Linked DNA regions of Homo sapiens: region 2 is linked to region 1. Evidence: chromatin loops called from intact Hi-C (ENCODE). Cell type or tissue: PC-3. All regions are shown on one strand. Each heading gives the region's core, and the rest is flanking DNA. Links, peaks and the distances in the headings are about the cores only.

Region 1 (5,385 bases), core at 237-5,236:
TACTATAAAAGACTTTTAGTTCTATAACTAGAAAAGAATGTGAATAAATCCTTAGAAATACAAACAGTACTTATAAAGACTTGCAAGTACTGGGTGTATGCTTGGTTGCTGACCAAAATAGCTTTATAAGCCTATTGTCTCTGAAGAGCGTTCTAAAATAGTGTTTTCCAAACTTTTTTTTGACCTGTTACAAGAATTACGTTTTTGCCTCATGGCTCAGTGACAAATGCATATTTACTTATATACTCACGCACATTTGAAAGAAAATTCATGCAAACAACCTATCTCTGTGCTACGCATTTTAATTTTTCTGTTCTATTTCCATTTCATTTACCCAACAAAGTTGCTTTAAAACTTACTATAAACTGATTTTATGACACTCTAATGGGACCCGAAATTGGCAGTTTGAGAAATACTGGTTTAAAATGCCATTTTCTGTTTAGAGTCTCATACAATTGTTTGAAATAGTGTAAGGCCATAAGTGTCTGTTTGTAATTATTTACATCTACTCTGGCTGTTTTCTGTCTGATGGAATGGAGAATTTGAGTTATTTTAAGGCAATCTAGTAAAATTGGGAGTTAATTCATTGAATAGATACTTGAATGACTACTTTATGTCAAATGTTATCCTATCTGCCTCTTAATTCTTCATCATATTTTAACATTTAAGTCAATGTAAATTTTCTTTAAAAAGTAGCAAACTGATTTCCTTAAAAGTTTAACCATTTTTTTCTGGTAGAATATACTATGAAAAGTGACAGGTGAATAGTTTAGAGGACAAGTTGTAATCTTTCCTTTAAAAATACTACTTATTTAGTTGAACACATACTTATAACTCCTATATTAAAAAGTGAACATGTCACACTAATAAACAGCTGAAGTATATATGAAATACTTTTAGTAGCTTTCTATAAATCTAAGAGCAGTTTTTATGCCTAATTATTCAAGCATTCTCCTCTCTGTTTATTTAACAGATACTTACTGACATGTGGTTGAGAAGTTAGGAATTCTGTCAGTCTTTGTTCATTACTGACTCATCAGTATCTAGTATAGTGCCTGACAAATGCTTGATACATACTTGATGTTTGTTAAATGACTAAAGGAACACATGAAAGAATGCCTACTTCTGCCTGAGTTACAAGAAATTATAAGAAACTTGAGCGCTTTTGACTATAAAAGCAGGAATATTACGTGTTTCAACCTTAATATAAATGAAGTGCTGTAGATGCAATGATCCAAAATGATTTTTTCTCTCCTGGATTTTTCACCTTCCTCTCAGAGACAGTATTGGTGCATTATTTACAGAGGCTAAAGTTATAGGCCCCAGAGTCAGACTGGAGATCACAGCTTGGTCCCTTAGTTTCTGAGCTGTGTGATTATGGGCAGGTTACTGCCTGTGTCCTCATGTGTAAAGCTGAGATGATGATAATGTGCTTTATAGAGCTGATATGGATATTGAGATATTGCAGGCGAAATATTCTACACATTGATTGCCTGGTACCTAGCAAACATTCCATATATCTTAGGTGTTATTTCTACTATGTTACTGAAAGTTGAGTATGTGCTAAGTTCTGGGACATAGTTTTTGCTTTCTATGAGTTGGCAGCCTAGTGAGGAAGATAAAGTTATAAACAGTGCAGTATAGTCCTTAGGACTCTACGTGTATAAGCACTCTGCAAGCTGAGAAGCAGGGATGTTGTATGCAGAATGGCAGTCAGGGAAAGCTTCCTGGAGGGAGCCATCTCTGAAGTCAGAACTGATGAGTATGAAAGACTCGGGCAGGGCTGGCGGGGAGTAGGGGCAGTTAGGGAGGAGAGAGGGATGGGGACAGTGTTGAGAGGCCAGGTAAGCAGCACATGCAAATACCTGAGTATGAGAGATGCCTTCCCTTCAGGGAGTAGTTGGGTATGAGAGTAAGAGGGCATGGAAGAGACCAAGTGATGTGCATGAAGTAGGCTGAGGTCAGGTCTTGAAGGGTCTTGCTCGAGAGCCAGCAGGGGATGACCTCAGATTTGTGCTTGAGAAAGATCATCCAGAAGTGGTGAGAATGGATTGTATTGGGTTAAGAAGAGTAAGAGGAAACAGCTGAGGGGCTAGTGCAGTAAATTATGGTAGAGATGACCGTTTGGGTCACAGCCGTGGCAGTAGAGCCAGAATCTTGGGAAATCCCACATTTAAGAGGGATTGAAGAACTGTCACTCACCACTTGCTAATAACTTTAATTTGAAACTGTGAGTGCAGTCTAAGTTCTGCAGTTGCTAAATTTGCAATGAAAGGCCTAGGAAATGGGCTACAAAACAAAGAACAACCCACGTTTAGTCTTATTCCAGAATCACTTTCATTGCCTGTACAGTTTACTACAGATTGTTCTTTGGAGTTCTGAAGTGAATTATTTTTGATTGTGATAAACATCCTCCCAAGGTGTGTGAAATATGAAAGTAATCCCAGCTCTCAAGGAGCCTTAGGACCTAGAAACCAGAGCAGAGGGTCAAATACCTAGAAACAAAACTATCAACAAAATCACACTGCATAGGGAATGCTGTTTTCATTCTTAGATTTATTTATATATTTGTAGCTAGTCAGGGTAATGAGAGCCTCCTTTGTTTTCACAGTCCTTGAGACTATGCTGTGTTGTAAGATGTTATACTGCCCCCAGTAGATGAGACTGACTAGTCATTTTTTCAACAAATAATGTACTGAGCACCCACTAAGAGTTAGGTGTAAGGCAATGGACAAAACAGACATTGTCTCTATATGGAGCCTACATTCTAGAAGAGGAAATAAAATGAAATGTTGTATTATCTTGAAAAATGGTAAAAATTTCTTATTGCTTCATTTTTAGAATAAGATGGTAGTATAGAAAAAAGTAATGTAATGTCTTTGTATATTCGGATCTTTTTGTCTCTTGTATGAGAGATCGTGTAGAAGTATTGTAAAGATTGCAAGAGCTAAAATATAAAAAATGCTTAAGACATAGTGCTTAATTTATATTGGCTATTATTATGTGATACTTGTATTATTTTGCCACTTTTTCTTCCTGACTCATGTAGATGATTACTTCTAGAATAGACTATCTCTAAAACGCCATATACAAGCTCCACCTGGTACCCAGGCGACCATCATTGCATTGCCCAGATTACAGCAGCCACCTCCTACCTGGTCTCTCTGCATCCTTTCTCTCTTTGCTGAATCCTTTCTCCTCCCTGCAGCCAGAGTAAAATTTATGCTCTTGTGATTCCTATTGCTGCTATAAAAATTACCACAAACTGAATGGCTTAAAACCACATTCTCTTACAATTTTGGAGGTCAGAAGTCTCAATTTAGTTTCACTGAGCTGTGTCAAGGTGTTGGCAAAACTGCATTCCTTCTGGAAGATTTGGGGGAGTATCCATTTCCTCGCCTTTCTCTAAATTCTAGAGGCTGGCCATGCATGGGGTTCACTTCTATAATTCCAGCACTTTGGGAGGTTGAGGTGGGTGGATCACCTGAGGTCAGGAGTTAGAGACCAGCCTGGCCAGTATGGCGAAACCTCATCTCTACTAAAAATACAAAAATTAGCTATGTGTGGTGGCAGGTGCCTGTAATCCCAGCTACTTGGGAGGCTGAGGCAGGAGAATTGCTTGAACTTGGGAGTCAGAGGTTGCAGTGAGCCAAGATTGTGCCACTGCACTCCAGCCTGGGTGACAGAGTGAGACTCTGTCTCAAAAAATAAAATTGTAGAGGCCACTCATGCTCTTTGGCTTGAGGCCCTGCATCAGTCTGACATCTGCTTCTGTCATCACATCTTCTCCAGTGACTCTCCTGCGACCTCCTTTCCTTTATAAGGACTCTTGTGATTACGTTGGATCCACCTAGATAATTCAGGACCATCTCCATATTTCAAAATCCTTAATCACCTCTGCAAAGTCCTGTTTGCCATTTAAGGTAACATAGTCACAGGTTTCATGAGTAAGAAAGTGCACATCTTTCTGGGTTCATTATTATGTTTACCAAAAACTCCTATTAGAATGTGATGAGTGAGTATTGGTTTTTGCCCTGACTGCACTCACCTGCTTAAAGCTTTTCTATGGCTGCCTATCCTCTTTTTAGGATTAAAGTTTAAAACCCCTAGGATACTGCCCACCTCCTGCCTGGGCCTCCAAGGCTCTGCATGGGGCCTTCTCCTTGCTCGGGGAACTCCAGCTCCGCTTCCTCCCAGCCCATGAGGACCTTGCCATGGCCTTTACTTGGACCAGTCCTCTCTCCTTCTCTCCTAGCCTGTTTGCCTGCTTACCTGCCACCCATCCCTTGTGTCTCAGTGCAAACTCCCTTTTCTTGGAGAATGCCCCCAAAGTCTCCTCCAGACTGTTTAGCTACTCAGCCTACATGCTGTCTTGAACGTGGACTTCTTCATTGTGTTTAATCACAGCTTGCAATTGTTGATCGGTGTTTTTGTTTCATGTCTGTAAGTTCTGAGCGCTTATTTCTGTTGTATCCTCGATGCTGATAAGTTATTTTTTTATTTTTTTTTTTTTAAAGACAGAGTCCTGCTCTGTCGCCCAGGCTAGAGTACAGTGGCATGATCTTGGCTCATTTCAACTTCTGCCTCCTGGGTTCAAGTGATTCTCTTGCCTCAGCCTCTCGAGTAGCTGGGATTACAGTTGCGTGCCACTACACCTGGTTGATTTTTTATATTTTTGGTAGAGACGGAGTTTCACTATGTTGGCCAGGCTGGTCTCGAACTCCTGATCTCAAGTGATCCACCTGCCTCAGCCTCCCAAAGTGCTGGGATTACAGGCATGAGCCACCATGCCCGGCCGATGCTGATAATGTCTCAGTGCTCAATAAATATTAAAGAAATGGGCTTAAAATGAAAAGGCAGTATCACCTATAAAGTAGCTCTTGGTTTTGTTCATCAGTGTAGTCTTCTTTTAGCTACAGGCAGAATGGGGTTTTTGGTTGTGGAAAGGGTCTGTTCGATAACAAGAGGTAGGAGACATTACTGGGTGAGGCAACCCAATGTTAACTTCATTTTTCAGTAAAGGTAATCTTTATGCAGTAATTTTCAGGCCCTTCCATATCTTTAAAAATATTCTAAAGACTTAACTGTTTTAGCATGAAAGTATAGGATCTCATAGGCTAAGAATTAAAAATTAAGTCTTTGTTCAGAATTCGTATCATGGGTCAGAGACCGTTGTCTTGGTTTGGGCTTTTGGGCTGTGGTATATTGACTCTACAGTGATGCTTGCCTCCATTAGCAGTGGTGTTCCAGACAAGTCTGCCAGACTCTAATGCAGCAGCAACTCACTAATGTGGACTACTTGCAGTCTAGTATGTCAGTAGGTCCCTCAAGAAAATGTTTTACAGGCTGGGCTTGGTGGCTCATGCCTATAATCCCAACACTTTG
Region 2 (5,385 bases), core at 90-5,089, 170 kb after region 1:
ACATAGCAATGCTAAATGACAGATTTTTCAATGTAGATGAGACAGCCTTCTATTGGAAGAACATGCCAGGTAGGGCTTTTATGGACAGAGAAGTCAATGCCTAGCTTCAAATGATAGACTGACACTTATTAGGAGCTAATGCAGCTAGTGACTTTCAGTTGAAGGCAGTGCTCACTTACCATTCTGAAAATCCTAGGACCCTTAAGAATTATGCTAAGTCTACTCTCTGTCTGTGCTCTATAAATGGAAGAACAAAACCTGGATGACAGCACATCTGCTTACAGCATGGTTTACTGAATATTTTAAGCCCACTTTTGAGACTTAATGCTCACAAAGAAAGATTCCTTTCAAAATATTACTGCTTATTGACAATGTACCTAGTTACCCAAGATCTTTGATGGAGTATAAAAAAATTAATGTTACTTTATATCTGCTAACACAACATTTATTCGTCAGCTTATAAATCAAGGAGTCATTTAGATTTTCATGTCTTATTTTTGAAGAAATACCTTGTGTAAGGCTATCACTGCCCTAGATAGATTCCTCTGATGGATCTGAGCAAAGTAAATTGAAAACCTTCTGGAAAGGATTCACCCTGTTAGTTGCCGTTAGGAACATTCGTGATTCATGGGGGGTCATAATCCAAACCTCATGGAAGACTTGGAGCGATGTGACTTCAACAGGGGAAGTAACTGCTGATGTGGTGGCAATAGCAAGAGAATAGAAGTAGAGTCTGAATATATGACTGAATTGCTGCAATTTCATAAAACTTAGATGGATGAGGAGTTGCTTCTTATGGGTGAGCAAAGAGAAAGTGGTTTCTTGAGATGGAATCTACTTCGGGTGAAGATACTGTGAACGTTGTTGGAATGACAATAAAGGATTTACAATATTATATAAACTTAGTTGATAAAGCAGTGGCAGGGTTTGAGAAGATTAAGTCCAACTTTGAAAGAAAGTCTGTTGTGGGTCAAATGCTATCAAACAGTATCCCATTCTACAGAGAAATTTTTTTTATGAAAAGAAGGATCACTCTAGGCAGCGAACTATGTTGTTGTCTTATTTTAAGAAGTTGCCACATCCACCCAACCTTGAGCAACCACCACCGTGAACAGTCAGGAGCCATTATGCAAGCAAAAAGATTAGGACTCGCTGAAGGCTCAAATGTTCATTAGGATTTTTAGCAATACACAGTTTTAATTTAAGATATGTATATTATTGTTTGGTCATAATGCTATTGTGCACGTAACGGATGATAGTATAATGTAAATATGACTTTTATATGACATGGGAAATAAAAAATTTCTTGTGACTCATTTCATTGTGATATTTGCTTTATTGGCTCCAGTAGTCTGGAGGGAAACTCCCAATATTTTTGAGGTATGCTTGTTACTTTCCCATTGCATAGGCTGACTTAGTGTGGTGATATTATGAGCATTATTACCTTAATAGAAAAATGTGTCACTAGATTATGTCTAGAATCTGTATCCATAGGATGGAGCAAATCACTAGAAAGGGTACAGTAAGTAATGCTGGCTTCTTGGATGGAGAGGCAAGTGAATAGTGTCTGGGTGTTTGAATTGTCCTGTCAGTGATTGTGAATATGACTGATCAGGCTTCATCCTTTTTCCTTCTGATACCACCTTCACCAAAAATGGCCAGAAAGCAATTTCAGTTTTCCTATTAATGAAAATTTGGCAGAACATTTCAAATGTGCACCAAATTAATAGATGTATGGAAAATATGATAATTATAAAAGAGTAAAATGAAAGTCTTAAATCTAGATATATCACAGTTTGCTCATTAGTAAGAGGGAAAACTACTGATACACATACATACATAGAGTGTTTGCATGTGCAAATTCATATGCAGACATGTATACATATGTTTGTAATTGGAAAATTGCCTATCAGGCACTTCAGAGGCTATAGTGTTCTCTGTCATTCTGTCTGAATTAACTTTTCTGGAAGATTAAACCAAGAAAGAGGCCCTACCACAAGCTTTTTTTTTTTTTTAAATGTAAGACTTTTGTTAAAAAACTTTAAAATTTGAAAAGAATGGTCAAAAGGAGTGTGATCACTTGCTTCCCTAAACAAGTAGGTTTTATTCATCAGAAAATATATTACAAAATGATATCAAAGTTATAGAAAAATATGTCTGTTCTTATTTTTGAGTTATGTGATTCCACAGATATTCAGTGCATTTATTGTAAATGTTTAAAGGCCATTTTGTCTTGGCTGAGATTTGCAATGGTTTACAACGGTTCTTTTTCTTATACAAGGGTCTTCAAGTTCCAATTTCAGTCCATCTGAAGTAGCCAAGTAAAATTGTGGCTATTAGACATTTATGAGGCTTTTCAATGGAGAGACTAGTTAAGGTTGTCATTTGCAGCGTCATCACTTTTTACTCTACAAGAACAGATATTTAAAGAAAAATGAGGCTGAATGTCAACTTAGGTGGGCATTTGGCAAAAACAACATTGGGTTAGGTTTAAGTGGTAGAAATTTGTTTCAGCATACAATACTGATGAAACCTCCATTGTCTCTTACGTTCTCAAGTATATAAAAATACTTTGGAATTCCCTGGTATCTGTCATTCAATAGATATTCTAAAGGGTCATGTAACTTTGAACCTCATCTATATTATTTCTCCTGGAAGAAGTTAAGCAGTGAGTGGATAGTTAATGGTGCTTGGTTGTTGGTACATTGGTATCTAGCATAATTGGATTTTATTTTTAGGTTCTGCAGAGATCTTGACTACATGAAGATCAACTTTTTGTCTCTAATGAAAGGTGAAATGGGCTAGAGATTATTTAACGTGGGAAATTTTTGTTAGCTAAGATAAATTGGCACTAGTAAGAGGCTACTATTCTAAGATCCACTTACAGAAGGGAACAAATTTTCACCATGAAGAGCAGAAAAAAAAAATTGAGACTTTGTTTTTAAAAGAACTAAGATACTTATTAAAATAGTCTTATCTTCTTAAAATCCTTTAGGTTATGTTTGCAAAATTAAGCTTTTTGTATAATCTTGTAGACATTATATAATAGTATGCTGTGATATGCTTCATTTCAAGTGGTTATTGGTTGATTGATTGACTGAGACAGGATCTCACTCTATTGTCTAAGCTGGAGTATACTGTGATCATAGCTCAATGAAGCCTCCATCTCCCAGGCTCAAGTGATCCTCCTGCCTCAGCCTCCTAAGTAGCTGGGAGTACAGGTGCACACCACTATGCCTGGCTAATTTTTTTAATTTTTGGTAGAGATGAGGTCTTGTTGTGCTGCCCAATCTGGTCTTAAACTCCTGAGCTCAAGCAATCTTTCCACCTTGGCCTCCCAAAGTGTTGGGATTACAGACGTAGCCACTGCACCCAGCTTTGAGGTGGTTATTTTTTCTAAAATATTTTTAGGGTACTTCTAGATTTCTAAAAATATTCATTATTAATCCTTTGATATTAGAAATATTTTTGGACCATCTCTTCAGTCATTATTCTCCTTTATTTTTATATGTTTCATGTAGTCTTCTTTTGAGAAGTTCTCATTTCTATGCTATTTAGCATGATTTAAGGAGTCTGCCAATATTACTTTGACCAACTTAATAAAATACTTATGTTTTGCTAGATGTAACTTTATTTTATTGTAATTATATTGAGTTCTCAGAATTCTACAGATTTTTACCATCATCTGTTAGTCTGTTTTCACACTGCTATAAAGATACTACTCTAGACAGGACAACCTGTAAACAAAGGAGGTTTAATTCTCACAGTTCCACATGGCTGGGGAGGCTTCAGGAAACTTACAATCATGGTGGAAGGAGAAGCAGGCACCTTCTTCAAAAGGCGACAGGTGAGAGAAGAATGAAGGAGGAACTTCCAAACACTTACAAAACAATCAGATCTCAGGAGAACTCACTATCACGAGAACAGCATGGGGGAAACCACCCCCATGTTTCAATTGCCTCCCTCCCTTGACACATCAGGATTATAGGTCCCGCCTTTGACATGTGGGAATTACAATTTGAAATGAGATTTGGGTGGGAACACAGACCCAAACCATTTAGAGACTGGTGGTGATATTGATTACTTGAAGTAAAGCAGATTTCAGCATTAAGTGGCCTGAAATTGTCGTGTGGGTCATATTATAAATGTTCTGTTCTTAATGAATCTGTATGTTAGTATGACATTATGATTCTATGCAGTCTTTTAACTGTGAGCTTTTAGAAATACTTGCCTGATAACACCACATCTTATACTAAGAGAATATCCCTGCTTAGGTGAAAAAAATTTTTTTTTAATTGGAGACTGGTCAGCATAACGGAATTTTACAAGTTTAGATCCCTTATGTCTTAAGAAGAAAAATCTAATGCTACAAACCAGCACTTTCTTTTGTAAAAATAAAATTCTATCAGAATTATGTTTGAAACTTTTTTCATATGTGATTTTTCTAAATGCTTAGTCTATACTCTGTTGTCGAGGAGCTCAATTTTTGCCCTGATTTGACTGAAGTTATTGTTAGCCTTCTGTTCGTTGCATTTACGGGGGTGTGTAGTATTGCTACCACCTCTGTCAGATTGCATTTTTCCAAAAGGATTTTCTAAAAGTTTTTTGGGTGGTGACCTGTCACAAAAGATATGATATGAACATGGGACATATCCAGTTCTCTGTTTTCTACTCTTAAGTGTTTTTGTTCATTAAGTAATGATGAAAACATTCTTAGAAAAAGGAAGTAATATAGTAAATGTGTTGCAGTACTAAAAGGTAAATTCATAAAATTTCTCATGTAAAAATCACTTTAAAAAGATTAGATTTGGCTGGGCGCGGTGTCTCAAGCCTGTAATCCCAACACTTTGGGAGGCAGAGGTGGGCAGATCACGAGGTCAGGAGATTGAGACCATCTTGGCTAACATGGTAAAATCCCATCTCTACTAAAAATACAAAAAATTAGCCGGGTGTGGTGGCGGGTGCCTGTAGTTCCATCCCAGCTACTCAGAAGGCGGAGGCAGAAGAATCGCTGGAACCCGGGGGGCAGTGAACCGAGATCGCACCACTGCATTCCAGCCTGGGTGACAGAGCGAGACTCTATCTCCCCCCAACAAAAAAAAAAAAAAAAAAAAAAGAATAGATTTTTAACTACATTAAACAAGATTTATAGGCCGTAAGAATCTGAACTGTAGGCTGGGTTCCTTGCTTACAAGTTAGTGATCAGAGAGCTGTTTTTTTACCCAGTGATAAAGGAGATTTCAGGAGAAAAAAACGAACTATATGTGTTTTTTAGCGGTATTATGTAAAACCACAAATAATACCTTCCCACATCCAAAAAGTAAAATAAAGTTCCTTATGTATTTGGTTCTGGCAAGGTTTTCCCAAAATATCCTTTTCTACTAT

The links. Peaks named below come from ENCODE experiments on the same cell type or tissue, not always from the same donor. Only the 100,000 strongest peaks of a DNase experiment are listed, where the experiment ranks them.
Region 2: it touches region 1 in a loop (2.1-fold over the local background); 1 of 110 quality-filtered maps calls a loop at or near these places.

Annotation. Positions count from the first base shown.
Region 1 is chr7:16,407,237-16,412,621 of GRCh38, reverse strand. The region is part of intron 1 of CRPPA (CDP-L-ribitol pyrophosphorylase A); the gene reads left to right. Among named protein-coding and RNA genes, the nearest start is that of CRPPA, 12 kb to the left of the region's middle. In PC-3, for the core only: a CTCF peak has its summit at 2,646; a DNase peak (open chromatin) is centred at 1,041; H3K27ac peaks cover 1,261 bases.
Region 2 is chr7:16,241,678-16,247,062 of GRCh38, reverse strand. All of the region lies in intron 8 of CRPPA (CDP-L-ribitol pyrophosphorylase A), which reads left to right. The region is part of intron 3 of CRPPA-AS1 (CRPPA antisense RNA 1); the gene reads right to left. Among named protein-coding and RNA genes, the nearest start is that of CRPPA-AS1, 34 kb to the right of the region's middle. In PC-3, for the core only: no CTCF peak of the experiment used is centred there; no DNase peak of the experiment used is centred there.